Linked DNA regions of Homo sapiens: region 1 is linked to region 2. Evidence: read pairs that join two places in POLR2A ChIA-PET (ENCODE). Cell type or tissue: Panc1. All regions are shown on one strand. Links, peaks and the distances in the headings refer to the core of each region. The heading gives the core; the rest is flanking DNA.

Evidence for each region. ChIA-PET counts read pairs that join two places held together with the same protein. Peaks named below come from ENCODE experiments on the same cell type or tissue, not always from the same donor. Only the 100,000 strongest peaks of a DNase experiment are listed, where the experiment ranks them.
Region 1: POLR2A ChIA-PET joins it to region 2 with 5 read pairs; 2 of 35 experiments call an interaction of 5 or more read pairs at or near these places.

Annotation. Positions count from the first base shown.
Region 1 is chr15:73,334,306-73,341,806 of GRCh38, reverse strand. The region is part of intron 2 of HCN4 (hyperpolarization activated cyclic nucleotide gated potassium channel 4); the gene reads left to right. It overlaps LOC105370890 (a long non-coding RNA gene), which reads right to left and starts at 6,547. Exons shown (of 6, transcript NR_188273.1): 1 at 6,475-6,547; 2 at 6,163-6,328; 3 at 742-794. In Panc1, for the core only: no CTCF peak of the experiment used is centred there; no DNase peak of the experiment used is centred there.
Region 2 is chr15:73,597,887-73,605,387 of GRCh38, reverse strand. The region is part of intron 1 of NPTN (neuroplastin); the gene reads left to right. Among named protein-coding and RNA genes, the nearest start is that of NPTN, 32 kb to the left of the region's middle. In Panc1, for the core only: no CTCF peak of the experiment used is centred there; DNase peaks (open chromatin) are centred at 3,567, 3,713, 4,027 and 5,367; H3K27ac peaks cover 621 bases.

The DNA.
Region 1 (7,501 bases), core at 1,199-5,198, 260 kb after region 2:
GTCCCTCCATGGCAGAAATTCTCTTTGGCTTGGAAAATTCACATTACTTATGCTGACAGAGAGGGGCCGTGACTCTCCCAAGGTCATGCAGTTAGACCTCTGGTAGAACTGGGACAGAATCCAGCTAGCCCTCTTGGCCCCCAGCACATAGTGTGGGCTGTCCCACCCCGGTGTAGTGGAATGGCGCATTTAAGACCCAAGTTAAAATCCCGGCTCCACACTGCCTAGCATGTAGCTTTGGGTCCACTTTGCCTCTCTGTGCCTCAGTCTCTTTATCTGCAAAATAGGTATAAGTTGTACCTGATGTTTATAAAGCCTTAGCATGAAGCCTGGTGCAGAAGAACTGTTTAATATGTGTCCCTCCTGGCCGGGCGCGGTGGCTCACGCCTGTAATCCTAGCACTTTGGGAGGCCGAGATGGGTGGATTGCTTGAGGCCAGGAGTTCAAAACCAGCCTGGCCAACGTGGTGAAACCCCGTCTCTACTAAAAATACAAAAAATTAGCCAGGCGTGGTGGTGGGCGCCTGTAATCCCAGCTACTCGGGAGGCTGAAATAAGAGAATTGCTTGAACCCAGGAGGCAGAGGTTGCAGAGTGAGCCAAGATCGCACCACTGTACTCCAGCCTGGGCAACAAGAGTGAAACTCCGTCTCAAAAAAATAAATAAATAGATGTTATTTATATTTATAATATATATATATTTATACACACACACACACACACACACACACACACACACCTACCTCCCTCCCCACCAAGTTGTCTTAGTAACATTTCCTTGGTTCCCCATACTTAGCTGTCAAGAGAAACAGGGCAAGATTTATGATCCTCATGTGTCAAGTGAGGAAACTGAAGATCAGAAAGGCCAGCCGCCCCAGTGGTAGGGCTTTTGGCCTAGGCCTCCTGTCTTCCTGTTCCATGCACTTCCCGCCTTCTCAGATGGAAAGGGAATGACTTTGATTCTACGATTGTTTCCTTTCATGGCTGGGGCCCCTCCATGGGGGACTGGACTTCATTCAGTCCAGCAAGTGCTTGCCGGGCACCCACCTGTGCTGGCCTGGGTGGGCGCTGGGATCAAAGGACTAGGACGACTGTTGGCAGAGAGTGGGAGGGCAGTGGCAGGGGAGGAGATCTGTGCAACAGGTTGAGTTGGAGGTGCCTGTGAGACAGAGATGTGCAGAGATGTGGCAGGTGGTCTGAGCTGAGGGCTGAGAGGGGACAGTGACTCTGGAGGGTGCGGCTGGGTCCACTCTGAGGGGCTGTGAAGGAAAGATGGAGGCGTGTTTCCCCTCATGCTCTGACACACTTGTCTCCTGGTTTCCGTCGCAGGTGGAAATGTAGGACCAGGTTGGCTCCCTCAGACCCTGAGAAACCCCCAACCTTCTGCATGTCTTGGACCCACAGCTAGACTGCCATGAAAAGCAGAGACACGCCAGCTCTTTCCCTCCTCCAGCATCCATTCGTGTCTCCAGGCCTCAGCCTCCCAGGGGCTGACCTTACTCCTCCAGGGCCTGAGGGCTGTGGTCTTTTGTAGGAGTTGGCAGAGATGCCAGTGGCTGGACAGGGTGAGTCGTGGGTTGGAGCTAAGCTTGTCTTTCACGTCCCCACATTATGCATCCTGGGAGCTCAGGCCCAGGGCTCCTGTCCCCACTGCCACCCTGGCCAGGCCACCCTCTTGGGCACCCAGAACTGGTCAGGCGCTGGTCCTGGCCTTTCTCTGGGGGAGGCAGAGGCCCCAGGAGGCCTTGAGTCAGGCCTCTGAACTAGACGTGCCGCCCCATCTCGTGGGGAGGAAGAAGATCCCAGGAGGCCAGATGGATGACTCTCACCCTTCCACACACAAACCTTTATCTCTCCTACCAGCTGGGAAGAAAATTGCTTTGAGCTAGTTTCTGCCGGGCACACTGGCCAGCCTAGGGCTCTCACTGGACCCCTGAGATTGGACTGGGGTTTCCCAGCTGGCCCCAGGAACCCTGTCTCCAGGACCATAGCAGGCCACTCCAGCCCGGGGGCTTCTCCCACCTCTGCTTGGCCCAGAGGCAGCAGCAGAAAGACCCTTTGGAGCCCTAGGTCCACATGAGAGCTGAGGAGAGTATTTAGTACAGAAAACCCTGCCCTAATCTCCTCTTTCAAGTCCCTCTATGAGTCTCTTTCCTCCTTTGGGCCTCAGTTTCCCCACTTGTGAGGCACATAATGATGTTCTCTGAAGCTGTGGCTCCCTGGGGCCCAGTCCCCAGCTCCCATCTGCCTTGGCAAGGTTTATGTTAGCTGATTCTGAAGACCTTGTTGTAGCTCACGGAACGTGAAGGAGGATGCCCTCGGTTGGGGCTAGGGAGCTTGCCTCCCACAGACTGGGGAAAGCTTGCCCCAGGCTGCCTGGCACTGCAAGAAGCTAGACTCCTGACCCCAGGCTTCTACTGCCTCCCCCAGCCGGGCCCAGACCAGGCCCCCAGGAGATCTCCTAAGTGTTGGTGGCAGTCAGGCAGTCTTGTGAGTCAGCGCAGGTGGGCCACCATCTTGGAGGATGCAAGCCTCTTGCCTCCATCCTGGGCGATCTGGGTCAGCAGACTCCCTCCCGAGCCTCTCCAGCCATGCCTCCTCCCTCCCTCCGAGGTGTGAGCTTGTTCCAGGCATGGAGGCTATTGTTAGAAACCATGGTTACCCTTCTTTGGACGTTACCCTGCAAGGCTCAGCACTCCAGTGACCCATCCCAGAAGTCTCTCCTCTCCCTTGGCAGCCTGAAGTGGCCAAAGAGGGGCTGGAGGCAGAAGGCCAGCTGGGGCTGCTGTGTGGCCTCTGATGAGTCCCCTCATCCTGTAGACCTTGATTGCCTCATCTCAGAATCAGGTGCTTGGCATCTGCGAGAAGTGGAGATGACACAAGGAGAGGTCCTGGGGCGTGGGTACTGGCCCTGTCTCCTGCACCCAGGATGGGACCCGGCATGACCCTCAGTGCAGCTGCCTTCAAACTGCACCCAGCATGCATATGCAGCAGCCTGTTCTGCCAGGCCTGGGGTTGCTGTCTTCAACGCAGACACTTGTTCTTGAGACACAGGTGGAAGTTGTTCTTCCATGAGGAGAAAATGAATCCACAGGAGAGGATTCAATCAGGCCCCAGGAAGAGGCCTTGGTGGAAACAGCAGCAGCCAGACCTCCAATTTCTGGCCTCTCCTTGGGACTGAGAAATCAACTCTTTGTTGGGAGGGCTGGGAAAGAGAGGGAAGGAAAGGAACCAACATGTCCTGAGTGCCTACCATGTGCTAGTGGTGGATATGATCTCACCTGACCCCCATGATAGCCCTGAGATCTGGCAATTACCCATTCCACAGATGAGGAAACTGAGGCTCGGGGTGGAAAAGGCAGTGGCTCTGTCCTTGCACTGCAGTTGAGAAACTGCAGAAGGAGTGAGAGCAGGGCTTCCCCAAGTTCCATGTGTGGCAGAGTGAGCTGCCTGGACCGCCTGACGGGCAAGGCTTGTAGTGGCCTGGAAATGAAGGTGCTCAACCCCTGCAGTCAGAACCAACATCGTAAGAGGGAGTTCTAATGAAATATAAAGAGCAAGGCAAATATTTGCCTGGTGCAACTGACTCTCCGGTGGCCTGTGGCCCCAGCCAACAGTGGGGACACACCAGTGTTTAGCAGCCTCTCCCAGCAACGTCCAGCCTTGTTCTCGGCAACCACTTCCCAGGTGCTGGAGAGTGGTGCAGGTGAGGTGAGTGTCCTCAAATCTAGGGCACCCCCTAACCTGAATGGATGTGCCCCCACCAGCTCTTCCCAGGCAGCTCAGACTGTGCGTTGTTGGCGCTCCAGCTTTGTGGTGTCTAAAAACCACCTGAAACACACCTCTCCAGCCCTGCCACCTGCACCCACCACCCCAGTGCCCACAGTCCTCCTCACCGCAGTTCCAGGCTTCACCACCACCATGCTCTCAGTAGGACACGGAAGTCTGTGTCCCCTGCAGGAGAAGGCACCTTGGTTCTTCCCACAGGGACAAGGGTAGGTTCCCTGTGGGCTGCATCTGCCCAGAGCGGGTACCTTTTTGTTCTTCCACTGTCTACACTAGCAGGAGCCCTGCTGACCACCATTCTCGTCACTGTCACCATTGCCTTCACCTTCATCACGAAGCCCTTCTCAGTTCCTGAAACCTTACCACATGCTCTGTGCCGTGTTCATTGCTGAGATCACGATAAAGGCACAATTAGACAAGGACCTGATCTTAGAAGAAAAGGAGTAATGAAAAGATAAAGGCGATACAGAAGGAAAGGAGGTCATTGCAGGAAAACATGCCACCTTCGATGCTCTGTCTTTAAGGCCCAGCGTGATCTGTCCAAAGGAGCAGTTACTGTGGCCTGTGACAGTCTGGGACTCTTTCTAGCCATGCCCGGAGGCTTCCTTGAGCTCCCATATGGTACCCACTCATTCATTTAGATGTACGCGCATTTATTCAGGCAATCAGCAGATATTTTTGATGCCTGCTTGTGCTAAGCATGGAGGAACACAGAAGTGAGAAGTAGAGAGGAGCCCTGCCTCGTGCAGCAGCACGCAAGTCAGTGAATGTCATTTCAGATAGTGAGAACTCCAGGAAGGAAATTCATCAGGGCAAAGAGTCACAGTGAGAATGGGAAGGGAGAGCCCTTGGCTGTGTCACACACAGGGATCCAGTGTCCTTCCTTTCCATGGAAGTGGCTTTTGAGCCAAGACAGGATGACAAGAAGGAGCTGGAGGCAGCACGCAGGCAGATGGAAGAGCAAGCCCAGTACTGAGGGCCTGGGGCAAGCACGAACTGGCCTGGGGCATTCAAGGACATGAAGGAAGGCCGCTGTGGCCAGAGATGGCTTTGGGCAGAGTCAGGGAGGCCGGTAGTTGGGAGCCGAGATGCCGAGGGCCACAGTTGGCATTTGGAGTGTATTCATGGGTGCAGTGGGAAGTCATTGGAAGGTTTATGGTAAGAGAGTGACATGGTCTGATTTATGTCTCCAAGAGGTCTTTCTAGCTGCTTGGTTGAGAGTGGCTTGGAGGGGCGGGGAGCCTCATCAAGAGGTTGGGGCTGTCATCTTGCGGGTGTTTAGATTGGGGTCATATTGGGATTGGAGGGAAGTAAATGGCTTTGAGATGTCCACTTAGGCAGTAGAGCCAAAACCACCTGGATTGATGGGATGTGGGGAGGGATGAGAGACTCACTCACGGCTGGCTGGTGGGTTTTTGTTGCTCAGCCTCACGAACAGCGACACCAATTGTGAGATGGAAACAGGTTTTGGATGTGTCCACGTAGAGATAGACCGAGACAGCTGGACATACGAGCCAATTTGTGTTACTCTGAGTCCACCTGTGTGTCTTAGGCATGACAGAAGCAAGGAACTGGGGGTATCCCAGGGCTTGAAAGAGGAGCACAGGGAAGGTTGCCTTCATCAGAGGAGGAGCATTGCCGGTCTCCACAGCCCCTTGTGATGGCGGCAACACAGTTGCATCCTGGGGAGCCCTTTAGCCAGGGAGACCCCACTCAGGGTGCTTCCAGAGATGCCCTAGACTTTGATACCCTCCTCAACTAAAGAAACTTTCAGCAGAATTCCTGCTGCCTTGACAAGCCAGGGGTGGGAGGAGAACGGCATGCTTGTGGCTGTGGGCTCTGCTACCAGCCGTGCTGTCCAGCCCCACAGCAGCATCTGGGCTGGGGGTGCTCAGAGCCTGGACCAGCCTCTCTACTCACCTCCCCATTGTGCCCTGCTTGCCTTCCTCTGTTGCTGGGTTTCTATATACATGTTCCCAAGTCCCTTTCCTGGGTGCGGCTTCCTTCCCCAGCCAGACTATGAGCTCTGGGCAAGCAAGGGCAAGACTTTCCTCCCTGACCCCCATAGGGAGGGGGGCTTTCTTGGGCACTGACACAGGCTGACTTCCAGGGGACATGGCATAGACATTTGGGTCTTTCTAAGGGTACTGCCCCGAGACCCAGGAAAGAAGGGCCCCACTGGCCCCCACTCCGGAAGGCTCCTCTCCCCACAGTGAGGAGTCTGGGGGCTCTTTGCAACTCTTTCTTGACCACACTTGGGTACCCAGCATTCCTGGCACAGACACCTCTAAGCTTGCTGTCAAGGCCTGTGCAGGGCCGTTCCCAGGATGTCCTGAGGGGACCATTCTGCCTCTGTGCCCACCCCTTGACCCACTTACAAGTGGCTGTTCGCAGGAGTGGCATGGATGTGGCTTGGCTGTGGGCCAGGGTCCTCTGCTGGGGGGCACAGTCAGGGAAGAGAAGGGAGGTGGGCTGTGCTCTGGTGTGGTTTTGTAAGAGTTCTCATTTCAAGTCTGGCCCTCCAGGGCATTACGATGGTGCCTTCTGTCAAGGTAGGAGAATAGAATATATTTTCTTTAACAGTTTGTTGGCTTGAGTTACGACTTTAAATATCCAAATCTGTGGCTTGTGGAACCTGATTTGCCCCTTGTCCTGGACTCTCCAACCCTGGGGCAGGCCTGCCTCATTACCCCAGCTCAGCACTCAGCCATGTGCCTCGGGGAGGCTGCTGTCCTGCCCCCACGGGCCCCCGTCTGTGCCTCCAGTACCCTTGGCCTCCTGCGCAGCTTTCCTGTCTGTGGCAGAGGGCTGGGTTCTGAAGGTTGGTGTCTCAGTCAGCTCAGGCTGTGACAACATAAACAACAGAGGCTGGGGGCGCTGAAATAACAAACACTACTTCCCACAGCTCTGGAGGCTGGCAGTCTGGGTTGAGAGTGCCAGCACGGGGGCTTCTGGTAAGGCCTTTTTTTTTTCTGACTTGTAGACGGCCGCCTTCTCCCTGTGCCCTCACAGGACAAAGAGATCGTCTCTGTCTGGTCTCTTTTTATAAGGGCACTCATCCCACTCATGAGGGTGCCAACTTCATGACCTGATGACCTTCCGAAGGCCTCATTTCCAAATGCCATCACCTCGAGGGTTAGGAATTCAACGTAGGAATTTGAGAGGGACACAAAGGTGCAGTCCCTAGCAGCTGGGAAGAGAAGGAGCTTAATAATAATGGCCCCACCCTTGCGTCTATGACGGGTGTGCAGAGAGCACTTTGCTAGCTAGTTTAATTCACAAGCAATCTTGTAAAACAGGGGGCAGATGTCTAGCTTGTTTGAGGGGGAGGCTGAGTTGTGGTGGTGGGGAGGCAGGTGTGGAGGATGGCCGGCTCTGAGACCGTGAATGGTGCTGTGTCACTCGCCCTCCCCAAACCCCTGGTGTCTTAGCTCAGACACCAGGGGGTTGGGTGAGCTGGGGAGCTAGTGGCATCCTGGTCAACCAAGACATAGAAAGGTTAGGATTTGCCCAGGGTCATAGACATGTCACATTCACCTAAGTGTTAATTAAGGAGGCAAAAGTGGGATCTTCCCCCCGGCTGGTGCTGGGGGCTCTGGTGCTCAGGGACCTGCTGGGGAGAGCCTCACGGTCTTAGGATACAGGTGCCTGAACATGACCAGCCACAGAAAATGGACCAGAGACCCCAAATTCATAATCAGATCTGCTCTGTGTCCC
Region 2 (7,501 bases), core at 2,191-6,190:
TTTTTTTTTTTAACCAGAATTTATTCTAAATCATTTTTATTAATTTCTGGCAGCCTTACCTCATTTAATGTCACTTTCTATTTGAAACATGTTAATTTTCTGGATCAGTGGTTTGCAGTGCTTTTTTCTTTTGGAAAATGGAAAGATTTGGAAACAGTCAGTCCAGTAGACATCCCCCTCCTTCATGGATGTGTGTGAGCCCTGCCCCCAGTTTCTTCCACACTGCTTTTGAGGTATGTTAATAGAACACTCAGGACTAGTTTAGATCATTCTTTTCCCCCCCCCCCCTTGAGACAGGGTCTCTACTCTGTCACCAGGCTGGAGTGCAGTGGAATGATCATAGCTCACTGCAGCCTCAACCTCTCAGGCTCAATTGATCCTCTTACCTCAGCCTTCCAAGTAGCTGGGACTAGAGGTGCATACCACCATGCTCAGCTATTTTTGGTAGAGACAGGATTTCACCATGTTGTCCAGACTGGTGCAGTCCTCCCACCTCAGCCTCCCAAAGTGTTGGGATTACAGGCATGAGCCACTGCGCCTGGCCTTAGATCATTCTTTACCTAATAGAGTAGAATGCTTGCATAAAACTGACATGTTATTACATTTATAGCTTTACAGGTTACAAAGTAATTTTATGTACATTGTTCATGTGAATCTTGCCATGACCTTATGAAGAAGATAGGAATCATTGTCCCCATTTTTCAGATGAGGAAACTGAGGTTGAAGAAATGGAAAAATCCATCCCAAGTTTTTTAAACCATGGCTCATTTCCCTATAAGGTGAGCTCTCATCTTAATAGACCCTTAACTGTTCACTCATCTAACAGTAGTACAATCTAGACTCAGGGTCTGGAAGACCCCTGAAATATGCAAAACTTTGGTTATATTTTTCTGAGTTGAGAGATTCCCATAATTTTTGTTTTCTTTCTTTGTTGAGACAGGGTCTCCTCTGTCGTTCAGGCTGGAGTGCAATGTTGTGACCCCAGCATGCTGCAGCCTCAACTTCCTGGACTCAGGTGATTCTCCTGCCTCAGCCTCCTGAGTAGCTGGAATCATAGACTTGCACCACCACACCTGGCTAATTTTTTGAAGAGACAGTTTTTTGCCGTGTTACCCAGGCCGGTCTCGAGCTCTTGGACTCGAGCGATCAGACCACCTTGGCCTCCCAAAGTGCTGAGATTATGAGTGTGAGCGGCCCATGTTTTTTTTTAAATCATACTTTTAAATTTTTTTCTTTTTTGTCATTGACTTTTTTTTAAACCTGTAGATCTAGGTAGATCATGCTTGTTTAGCTTGTCAGTAGGAATTGGCAACAGGACTGAATGAAAGTTTTTGTTGAGGGAGATCCGTCATACCAAATGCTTATTTCTTGTCTGTCCTAAAGTAACTTAACATTTGCATAGAGTAGTTTACAGAACTCTTACACATAATGTAACATGATTTTCACAACTACCCTATAAAGAAAGTGGCATCATTCCCATTTGAAGAAACTGCTTAAAGTTAAGAGAATTTGTGTTGTGGAGGTGCTGACTCAAAACCTGACACCTTTTCTTAGGCTGAAATTAAGCTAATGTGACATGATCTCAGATTCCATAACTACATCTTATATTTTGTAAATTAACAGTTTGGCCTGTTCAATATCCAGTATCTTCCCAAATATTGTTAAGCAGCCTGATTTATAATTGATAGGATTATTTTCTACTTTAAAAGAATTTTTTTTGAAAAGGAGAATTTGTACTGCCTCTCTTTATTCTTATTATTCTTGGACTTTCCAGATTATTCATAATATCTTAGATTTAATGGTTTATAACTCTGAAAACACTTGCTAATTCCTTGAGTCCACATACATGTGTCTGCTATTATCACTTTGTTCATTCCAGTTTGCTCTAAAGATAGGAAGGAATGAAGAATTCCCTTCTTTTTCATTCCCTTCTGCAGTTAACATTTCCGTTCTGGTTCTCATTTTATTTGGAAGGTTAAGGTTAGTTTTTTGTTGTTTCTTGAAGAACTTGGATTTTAAGTTAAGCTCATTTTGGATGTGAAGTTCTGCTTCCCAGCCTGTTGTGGAGCAGTGCTGCAGGCTGCTGCCCGTGGCCTGTTTAGCACTTATTTCTATGGAGACATATAATAATAGCTAACATTATTGAGTGCTTACTATGTGTCAGGTACTGTTTTAAGCTATGTTATCTCATATAATCCTCACAATAACCCTGTGAGGTAGCTGCTATTATTAGTCCCGTTTTACAGATTAGGGAGATGAAGCTCAGAGAGGTTAGGTCACTTGCTTACAGTCATACAGTTAGTGACAGAGCCTTATGTGAATCCAGACAACTGATTTTAGAGTTTGCTGCATTTGGTCACTAAACTATGTAGTTTCTCTTGGCATGAACTAGATTCCCCTATTTTTCCAAAGCAGAAGGCTGGCTGGTATAGATGCCTTTGGTCATTTTGAATGGTATAATTTCAGAATAAAGGGTGGACCCTGGTTTAGAAGCTAGTGATAGGGATGATCTTAATTTCCAAACTTTTGTCATATCTGCCTGATCAAGGTACCTGTGGAAGGAGCAGGTTTGAATTTGGAAAATGTTTTGTAATTGCTGCCATCTCTACCTAGAGATGAGACTAATCTGTGGTACCTCTTCCTGCTGCAGAGAATGAGGTTACCCCATTTCCTCTGCTCCCAGGACTTCAAGCCTGCCTTACCCTTGGTCAGTACACACAGAATGAGTGCATATAGACTTCTGACCTGCCTTTGGTGTTAAGGAATAGTGATGAATGATCTGTTTCCTGATTAACAGGAAGGATAGGCAGGCTCTACAGTAGTTTGTGTAGGCTCAAGTCTGTGACAGCCTCACAGCAGTTAAGGGTCCTTTAGACATTTGAAATACTCATAGTTCCTGTATTCACGTTTAGATGTCAGTGGGTCTTGCTCAGTCTTTATTTTGAGGTAGACGATTTGAATTTGTGTGTGTGTGAGAGAGACAGAGGAGAGAAACGCTCTTATGATCTTGGCTGTCATTTTCTCTTTATTGCGAGGAACGAAGGAGAGAACAGCATGAGCCAGCCACAGGGAATTAGAGGTAGAGGGGGTTTGAAGGGAACAGCTGTTTTTAAAAGAGGTGACAAAAGCAGGCAAGACTTAAAGGCCTGGCCTTGGCAGTAGTCAGTTGAGGGAGAGAGAAAGTTAGTCTGATTTCTTGTTCTGTGGGTTGCCCTGGAGGTAAATGTGAAAAATCATGATAGTCTCTCCTATATAGGGCTAGGCTAGCTTTTTTTACTTCCTTAGGGCATATATGAAAGCAGTTTTCCTGGGATTGGGCTCAACTTGCTCTTCTGTGTTTCCTTTTTCTTCTCACCCTCTGCTACATATCCACACATCCAGTTTTTCCTGCCAGCAAGCTCCTCCTTTTCTCCGGCTGCTAGTCCCAGCTGTCATCTTTGCCTCCCATCCCCCATCCCCAGTTATGCAATTTTACATTACGCTTCTCTTGGGTTTGCTGCCTCCATTTTTAATGCTCTGCCTGCTACCCCCTCCAGCATCAGCTTCTAGTCTCTTCCTCCCTCAAAGCCAGTAACCACTGTTCAGTTTCCCTCTTTATCACTGTTGCTCTGAATGCACTGATATTAATACTTTCCCAAAACTCTTGCAGATCTGGGCCCAGTCACTTAAGATAGTGGGTGGAGACGATGGTGGGGAAGAGGGTGGGGTAGGAGGTTGTCTTACAAAATTTAGGGTTTTTCCAAAATATTGGATGACCCTTGACCTAGAGAGCAAACAGATGCTTCTGTTGGCCTCCCAACTTTAGGCAGTGTGTGCTTTCTTGTTGAAGGTACATATTTGTTTGAAAGCCCTTAGTAATGAAAGGCAGGGCAGTGAGTCAGGCTCTGAACCTCCTGCTGCTGCTGCTGAGAGCCAGTTCTTTTCCTGAATTGAAGCTAATTTTGGATGGATAATAAGGTGGATGGTTGCTAATAACTTTCCCTTGCTAATTGTGATTTCACAGTACTTTGTAAAGAGGGTTCTTTTCTCTTTTCTCTTTTTCTTTTTCTTTTCTTTCTTTTCCATGCTGTTTGGAGGGGGAATAGATCTCTTTTCATGGTTTTTGATGAGTGTTCAGCTATCAAGGAATTCCTTAGTTTGTTTAGAGGCAGCACAGTTTATTGGAAAGAACCCTAGACTAAGCTAAGACCTGCATTCTAGTCCCAGCCCCACTCAGGATTAACTGCCTAAGTGATTTTGGGCAAGTCATAAACCTGTCTCCGCACCTGCCCTATGTATGAACCTTGTGGAACTGTGCGAATGAAATGAGATGTGATGTATGTGGAAGCTCTTTGCAAACTGCGGAGTTTTATAAAACTTTCAGGTGCTGCCCTTTATTAATTTGGCTCCTGACTACAGCATCAGAGAAATTTTTCCAGTGTCTTGTAAATTCCTTCCTTCTCTGAAGCCAGCCTTCTCCAGAGCAGGGCATTGGAATCATCAGAACTAGAGGCAGTCTTGCCTCAGAATCATCTTATCTTTTCACACTGTTCACCCTCCCCCCAGTTGCTTTAAGAACTCTTTGACCCAGTGCTTCTCTATCTCCATTCTCTAGTAAGATTATAATTTTATGGAGTTAGTGATCATAGTATGTTGCACAATTGGTCAAAGGTTCCTGGCTTTTTGTGGCCAGGAATTATTATTAATTAATTTATTAATTAAACTAAGTGGTGACAAAGCATATCTTTAACTTAAGTAACTACAAAAACCTTTTCAGGCCAGTGAGACACATTGACCACAGTTGTGGTAAGTGTTAAGAGACCATGCTTTCACTTTGGATTCCAGGCCAGACTCTTTGTTATTAGCTTGTGACCGTGGGCAAAATATTTAACTTTTTTGGACGTTAGTTTCCACATCTTTAAGAAAAATTATAATGGCACTTATCATAATGAATAAATGAATTTTGAATATGATAATGAATAAAGTGCTTAGCACATTGCCTAAACATATAATGCATACTTAGAAAATGTCACTGTTACTCTATATGTCTAATAATGGTAATAACAATAATGGCCTTCAAAGACCATTGTTGGCATTTTAAAGGGTTTTTTATCTTGTGTTTTAAAAGTTCATTTAAATATACATCCTATAATTTACTAATGCAAAGAACATTTTTGTCTTGGTCCCATTTTCCTTGATACAGGTAGAAAATTGAACTGACTCAGATCAGCATTCCTTACTCTTAGCAGGAAGTCTTGCCCAGGGTGGCATGATCTGGCTGAGTGACTCGCCCAGTTGTGTGCAGTGGGAATCATAGTCAGACTGTTTCTCAGCTACCTGTGACTTGTGTGTTATTAGGACTTGGGGTTACAGTGGAATTGGATGGATTCTTGGTGAAAGGATACTTTCAGGCATCTTTTTTACATTAGCATTGTCAACAGATTGATAAACAGGCTTAAGTCTAAGGCTGCTTTGAAGTACAATACAGAAGAAGGGAAAAAGTACAAAAGAAATCCACTAACAGTTCTAGGGCATAATCGAGTACATAATTACCGCATTTGAGAGGCTGTAACTCCCCAAGTTCACAGATAATGTGATAAGACCATTTGTGATTACCACTTATGGTCAAGAATATGATTAAAACAGAATAATACTTTTACTGCATTTCAGGGATTTACTGATATCCAGTTTTCTCTGGTGATTGAGCCAGTAGTAAAATAAATAAAACCAACTTCCTTTACTTCCCCTCCCTCCCTCCCTTCCTTTTCTTTCTTTCTTTCTTTCTTTTTTTTTTTTTGACGGAGTCTCGCTCTGTCGCCCAGGGCAGAGTACAGTGGCACGATCTTGGCTCACTGCAACCTCCGCCTCCTGGGTTCAAGTGATTCTTCTGTCTCAGCCTCCCGAGTACCTGGGACTACAGGTGAGCACCACCATGCCCAACTAATTTTTGTGTTTATAGTAGAGACGGGGTTTCACCATACTGGCCAGGCTGGTCTTGAACTCCTGACCTCATGATCCTCCCGCCTCAGCCTCCCAAAGTGCTGGAATTACAGGTGTGAACCATCACGCCCGGCCCTCCTTTACTTCTTTGTTTATATTAGCTGGCATTGACTTTGACAGGTGGGCAGGTGGTAGTTTGTGAGACCGAGACATGGCTCCTTGGATACCACTTTATTGGGCAGTGAGCTCAGCTCTTCATGCAGGGGCTTGGGGGCTCCTTTCTGTAATTCTAAAGCTTCTCCTGCATCTGAGAATGACATCTGTTGGGCTTCTTGGGGCCTCTGGTAGATATTTCCTTACAAGGAATGCATGCTGGATCTGAAGAGGTAGTTTAAAATGGCATATTAAAGGCAGAACGTTTAGTCTAAGCCTGTTAATCACTGCATTCCTGTGCTCCCCAGAGTCTGAAAATGTCAGGAATTGAAAGACTAGTATGAATTTGGAGGTCTTGGCCTCTACTTGAGTAAGTATAGTACCTCCATTAATGTTCTTAGTCCATGGTGTGGGGTTATCACCAAAGGCAAATACTGCTATGGATGTAAACAGGAATTTTTCCACTTAGTAACCTCCATTTTCAGCTAGCCCTGTTAACATCCTTGGCTTCTGGACTGTAGGAAAACAGTTCCATTTATTTCATCCTTTCCTCTGGAATGTTCTTAATTTGATGTTGGCAGATCCTGACCTCACTCCCTGCTTACTGCACAGGGGCTGGCTTGGCTTATGCAGCAGGCCTCCCAGGGGACGTTTCCAAGCCAATCAGAATGCCCTCTTTTAGTGTCTCTCTTTATACCTTCGGATACTGTCTGAATCAGTAGAAATGCTGAATGAACCCTAGGTGGGGTGGAAGGGTAAGAGAGAGTATGCTTGCACTCTGATTTTGTTTCCTATGGACCTAACTCCAAGTTTTTAAACTAAGCCTGGATTTTTTTTTTTTTTAACTCTTTCTGCCATTTCCACCTTGTCTTATGGAAGTGTAACCTCAAGCAAATTATGGGCAATTAGAGGTAGGCATCAACTTTAGTTCCTGGGCAGTTCCTAAGAGTGTTGGTTGAGGCCTGGCTTTCACCCTAGTGTTTAGTTTAATTCATCAGGGTACATTTCTCATTCTTCTGAGCTGGCTTCTAGAAGCCAGGCAATTCAACTGTATGGAGCCTGTCAAATACCATAGCTTTTCAGATTTTTCTAGGTAATGGATCTATGGGGTTATGGAGGGCACAGTCCCTCCATTAGCTGGCAGTGAGTTGGGTTGCTGGTATTGTTGGTCCCACTTCTGAGCTGACCCACAAAGTATTAATATCTCACTGTGGTGTGAAGTACAGACTGTCTTGTTCTCCTGAGGGTCTGCATTCAGGAAGAGGCTGCCTAACGCTAAACAACTGGGTTGTTTGTTTGCCATAGGCCCAGGGAAGAATAGGAGGTGGAGAAAGTCTAATCGAACCCAGGATAGAATCCTGTGTGAGAGAGAAATTTGCTACTCTTTCAGTTGAAATTTGAACTCTGAATCCCAAGAGAAGGCACCAGT